Linked DNA regions of Homo sapiens: region 1 is linked to region 2. A link is a contact called in ENCODE POLR2A ChIA-PET data. All regions are on one chromosome and are shown on one strand. The core of a region is the stretch at or near the end of the contact, and the rest is flanking DNA. Distances in the headings are between cores, read along the strand shown.

The links. ChIA-PET counts read pairs that join two places held with the same protein, here RNA polymerase II (POLR2A).
Region 1: POLR2A ChIA-PET joins it to region 2 with 10 read pairs in activated CD4-positive, alpha-beta T cell. The contact joins the promoter of TMEM242 here to the enhancer-like site in region 2. POLR2A ChIA-PET finds 5 or more read pairs at or near these places in 2 of 52 experiments (H1 and activated CD4-positive, alpha-beta T cell).

The regions. Positions count from the first base shown.
Region 1 is chr6:157,322,225-157,325,099 of GRCh38, reverse strand. It overlaps TMEM242 (transmembrane protein 242), which reads left to right and starts at 1,581. Exons shown (of 4, transcript NM_018452.6): 1 at 1,581-1,688; 2 at 2,295-2,395. The coding sequence starts at 1,601. It overlaps TMEM242-DT (TMEM242 divergent transcript), which reads right to left and starts at 1,466. Exons shown (of 1, transcript NR_187268.1): 1 at 623-1,466. RefSeq lists enhancers at 869-1,298, 1,479-1,818.
Region 2 is chr6:154,621,415-154,624,498 of GRCh38, reverse strand. No RefSeq gene overlaps it. Among named protein-coding and RNA genes, the nearest start is that of SCAF8, 110 kb to the left of the region's middle. Within about 2 kb of position 1,663, at least 2 of the 41 ENCODE cell types and tissues checked have a DNase peak (open chromatin) inside an H3K27ac peak, as active enhancers do.

The DNA.
Region 1 (2,875 bases), core at 332-2,831, 2.7 Mb before region 2:
ATCATTTTTAAAAATCCCCATAGGCAATGCTGCAAAATAGCTACTGGAATCAAAGGTGGTAATAGTTAGAGCTAACATGTATTGAATATTTATATGTGCCAGGCACTGTGCTAACTTCTTTATAGATGTTGCTTCATTTAATTCTCACAGTAATCCTATGAGTTAGGTACTATCAGTTTTTGTGTGTGGGGGGGGCGGGATGGGGTGGATGGCAGAGTTTCACTCTTGTCATCCAGGCTGGAGTGCAACGGCTCGATCTCGGCTCACTGCAACCTCTCCCTCCCAGGTTCAAGCCATTCTCCTGCCTCAGCCTCCCGAGTAGCTGGGATTACAGTCCCGCATCATTAGACTCCGCTAATTTTTGTATTTTTAGTAGAAACGGGGTTTCACCATGTTGGCCAGGCTGATCTCGAACTTCTGATCTCCACCTGCCTCAGCCTCCCAAAGTGCTGGGATTACAGGCGTGAACCACCGCGCCTGGCCTACTACCAGTTTTTAAATTTTACAGGTGAGGAAACTGAGCTATAGAGGGGCTAAGTTACCCCAAGTTCACACACCTGAGAAGCGGTTTAGGACCCGAGCCCAGGTTTGAGCTATTAACTGCACTTCACTGACGCAAAAATGGATGCATTCATTTACTCATTCATCCAACATGCATTTGATGTTGGTAACCAGTTAATATCTGAAAGCTGGGGGATATAAACTGAACATAGAGTCCCATCTCCATCCTCAGGAAACTCATGCCCTCCGGTGATGGGGGGCAGGACAAATAGCAGAGAGACCGCCTTATTTTACAAGATGTCATTGTTCTCTGAGAGGCTGAAAAGATTTTCTATCACCACTAGCCTCCTCCTCTCCACGGCCATTTACAGAATGGGCAAACCAGCCTCCCAGCGGAAGACCAAGCTTGCTAGCGGTCAACGTTGCCGGCAGCTCTGCAAGCGCTTCCAGCGGGCGTCGCTCTCCTTTCGGGGGTGGTACTTTCATTCGGTCATCCTGTGAGTGTTCCACTTCCCGACGGAGGCCGAGCACTCACACCGCGGCGGAGGTACCCGTCACCGCAGAACCGGGTGGCTGGCTCTCCTCCAGGGAGAAAGCCTGTCACTTATTCCTCAACACTGTTGGGAAGTTACCTAGAAAAGTACAGACAGAAGACCTAGGCTTGCGTTTTAGAATCGTGGAGTGTTAGCGCTGGCCAAATCGTTGGACACAATGTAAGCTTGATCAGGAAAATGAGCTCCAGGGTCTCACAGGCGGGGCCTGGAATCTTGGCGCAATCTGCGACCCTCACTGCCTCCTACAGTCGGGGCTGAGCGTTCTTTCAAACAGCCAAAGTAATCACTTAAGTCCAGCAATGATCTCCTTGGAGAAATCAAAAGATCCTCCCTAAGAGACGGCCTTGGAGGGCATCGCCCCTGGGGCTGGGCACAGCACGTCTTCCCGGCCCCGGCGCGGGAGGAGGGTTTGGGGACAGCGGCCGCACTCCGGACCCTTCTTCAGATTGCACAGGAGGAGGCGGTAGCGGAACCTTTCTCCTCCGCCTGGTTCTCGCTTCCACCCGGGCCCAGTTGGGGACGGACGCACTAGAGGCGACCTAAACATGGAGACAGCGGGCGCTGCAACTGGGCAGCCGGCCTCTGGGCTGGAGGCTCCGGGGTCCACGAATGACCGGCTTTTCCTGGTTAAAGGTAAGATGTGCTGTGGTGAGGTGCGGGCGTCGGGGTGAGTTAACCCCGGACCCTGGCTTGCTCTGGAGCGGGCATTCCCACACACATCCCGCTCTGAGAGCCCTTAGCTTGTGCTTGCCCCTGAGTTTAGCCCGCGGAGTCTGGCGGCCCAGGGAGGGTAGGTCGCTTACTGGGTGGAGTCTCCCCTTGGGCGGGGCGGGGGGCAGATCCCGCGAGCTATTCTCCCGGGCGTGCCATATTTCCCCGTCACCTCTGCAATTGTTCTAGAGCCTTGCCTTTTCTGATTGCCATCGTCTCTTCTCCTCCCCGTGAGAAACTTCACGCTGTGGTCCCAGGGGAGAGGGGAAGGGAAGCTGAACCTTTTCTCTGCGCTCGGGAATAATAATTCGGAATGACCCAAGGAACCAGAGGTCGTGCGGTCACGCGTGTTTCTCAGCCGCTGTCATTTACTGTTAGCAAGAGCTGCTTAGCCATGGTTTCTTGAATTTCAAAAGTGATTTTGATTGTAACTCGAATAGTATCTTAAACTTACTTTTGTACATCTTTTTAACCTCTTTTTATTTAATTTTTTTTAATATCCCCCCTCCTCCCCGAAACTCTTGGCAGGTGGAATTTTCCTTGGTACCGTTGCTGCAGCGGGAATGCTAGCTGGATTTATTACAACATTATCATTGGCTAAAAAGAAAAGCCCTGAATGGTTCAATAAGGTTGGTGACACTGAAATCCATTCATAGCATTGTTATTGTTTACAATATATGGCAGCTTTTGCGTAGAAAAAATAAAATATTGATGGTCTTTCACATTGCTTTAAGATGTGAATTTATATACGCTCATGGATTCTAGAAATGTACAAATTAACCAAGTCTTTATTTTCATTTAGAAGGATGTACTTATGTGCTTTCTTAAATTTTAGCGGAACAAGACTTTGAAAGCTTATCTGGTACATTTCCTATTCACAACATGACTTTGAATCTAAATTTGGGCCAGGCATCGTGGTTCATGCCTGTAATCCCAGCACTTTGGGAAGCCGAGAGGGGCAGATCACCTGAGGTCAGGAGTTTGAGACCAGCCTGGCCAACATGGCGAAAACCCATCTCTACTAAAAATACAAAAATGAGCCAGGTGTGGTGTGGCACTCCTGTAGTCCTAGCTACTCGGGAGGCTGAGGCAGGAGAATCACTTGAACC
Region 2 (3,084 bases), core at 414-2,913:
ATTTCTTCTCAAGTTTGGATCTTTCACTTATTTTACTTACTCCCTGTCTCTCTCTGTAGTCTTTGGAGTGATATTTGTAAATTGTTCCTTGTCAGCATTTCAAGTCCCTTGGCATGTCGGAGAGACAGGCACATGTGAGTTTTGGACACTGCAAAGGTCACATTTGTGCTTTTTTTTTTTGACTCCTGGCAGTTAGAGAACAGGCCATCAGCTCAGGAATTCAGAGGCTCCTGGACTTGGAGAGACAGACGATGGGGTGGAGTCTGGCTACCTGGGCTTGCGTACCAGCTTCCCCACTTACCAGCTCTATAGCCTCAGGCAAGTACCCAGCCTCTGAGAGCCTCACTATCCCAACCTGTCAAACGGGATAATTACTTTCTTTTCTTTCTTTTTTTTTTTTTTTTTTAGATAGAGTCTTGCTCTGTCGCCCAGGCTGGACTGCAGTGGTGCGATCTCTGCTCACTGAACCTCCGCCTTCCAGGTTCAAGTGATTCTCTCACCTCAGTGTCCTGAGTAGCTGGGATTACAGGAACCTGCCACCACGCCCAGCTAATTTTTGTGTTTTTAGTAGGGACAGGGTTTCACCATGTTGGCCAGGCTGGTCTTGAACTCCTGACCTCAAGAGATCTGCCCACCTTGGCCTCCCAAAGTGCTGGGATTACAGGTGTGAGCCACTGTGCCTGGTCAAGGGACAATTAGCTTCTTCAGAGGGTTATCATGTGATAGAGTTTGGGTGTCCCCTCCAACTCTCATGTTGAGATGTAATTCCTAGTGTTGGAGGTGGGGCCTGGTGGGAGATGTTTGGGTCATAGGGGTGGATCTCTCATGGCTTGGTGCTGCCCTCACGATACTGAGTGAGTTCTCGCGAGATATGGTTGTTTAGAAGTGTGTTGCAGCCCCACCCCCCACCACTCTCTCTCTTGCTTCTGCTCTGGCCATATGATGTGCCTCCTCCCACTTCACGTTCCACCCTGAGTAGACGTTCCCTGAGCCCTCCCTGCAAGTGGAGTAGATGCAGATGCCATGCTTGTACAGCCTGCAGAACCCTGAGCCAACTGAACCTCTTTTCTTTATAAATTACCCAGTCGCAGGTATTCCTTTATAGCAATGCAAGAACACCCTAACGCATCATAAGTATGAACTGAGATAAAGGTAGCTTGCTTAGAACTGGGCTTCATAGGCAGTATGCTCACAGTAGGTGTGAACTCTTAGTGCTGAGGCAGGCAACGCCACAAAAGAAGGACACTTCAAAATTCATCCAGATCTTGGCAATGTCTTGTACCTGATATCTGGTGGTGACTTTGCACCCAAGCAGTTCCTTGTATGTGATCCTGGTTGTGAAAACCTTGGGTTTTGTGTTGTTTTCCAAATGTAGTCCTTCAGCCTTCCAGTTAGTTTTGTGAGCTACTCAGTAACTTTCCAGAACATTCTCTTTCTGCTTTATGCTTGCCTCTATCCATCCAGATGTGTACAATGTGTGACAATCAAATAAATGCCTGACTATTGTGTCAGACTGTTTTATTTCATGTATATATCAGCCTTTTCCTGATAAAAAGCGAGTTAGCTTCTCAACAACAAAGACTCTATCTTACCTTTTGTTTGTATCAGCCATAGAACCTTGGACTGTACTAGGCCCCAAGCCAGCACTGTGCCATGGTCTCCTAGCACCTGGGCTGGCACAGAGGAAGCCCAAGGGCATATCTAAAGACATGTTGGATGAAGAATGAATAAAGTATTCACTGGATATTACCTGACTCAGAGCTGAGACTGCTGAGCTATTGTATCAGCCTTATACCATCCTACCTTGTAACAGACTTCTGGTTAGGTGAGATAGAAATTCCTATATTACTTGTTATTTTTGATTGGGTATTCGGTAATTGTAGCCAACACATCCCGACATTAAGGTGAAACATTGTTTCCCTAGACTCTAACCTTTCTTTCTTGTTATCCATTTACTGCCAAAGAAGTACTTCTTTCCATTTTTTTTTTTTTTGAGAAGGGATATATTCACTGAGTGTGCTCTACAATGTTATCTTGGAAACAAATATTAACTTGCAAAGATTTTGTGTCATTCATCAAAATGAACTCCATCTCCTTTAATTCAGGAGAATCTCTTTTCTGTGTGATGGGCAAACATCACAACACATGGAATAAACGTAGATGAAAAACAAGATGGAGGCAAATGCTTTTATTTTGGAATAGAACCTTTTATAATGATTTTGCATTAGGTTTTGCACTAGTTAATTATCCCATTCATTAAGGGCTAATAAAGTGATTTAAATTATACATTGTCAGAAAGTGAAAATAAATGAAAAAAAATTTTTCTATTTAATTCTGAACTGCCTCAATGGCCTGTTTTTACAGAGGTACTTTAGCTTGAAATAACGGCTTGAATCAACACAGAAGAAGAAATTTGAGCGTGCACAGAAAATCCTTGGAAAGAGTTCTCTCAGAGCTTTTATCTGACCACCAACCTGAAATACTGATCACAAGACAGATCATCTCTCCATGTTGTCTCTCTTCAAGGGGTGTTAAACCGCAGCGCAGCCAGGTTGGAAAAAATTCAGATTTTAATAATATCCAGCTTTAGATGCCATCAGCAAGATGACATTTCCTGGAAAGAACTATGTTATTAAAGTATTATTATTTGGAGTGATTTGCTTGATATGATCAACAAAGAAAAAGTAAATTATCCAAATGGGACTTCTGGCAAGGAACTGCATTCTCATTAAAGGGGAAGTATTAGTGGGCCAGACAATTCAGACACATTTGAATAAACACTAAAGACGAACTTTTTTTTTTTTTTTTTGAGACAAATTCTTGCTCTGTTGCCCAGGCTGGAGTACAGTGGTGCGATCTTGGCTCACTGCGACCTCTGCCTCCTGGGTTTAAGCGATTCTTCTTCCTTAGCCTCCCCGGTAGCTGGGATTACAGGCAAGTGCCACCACACCCAGCTAATTTTTGTATTTTTAGTAGAGACAGGGTTCCACCATGTTGGCCAGGCTTGTCTTGAACTCTTGACCTCAAGTGATCCACCTGCCTCGGCCTCCCGAAGTGCTGGAATTACAGGTGTGAGCCACTGTG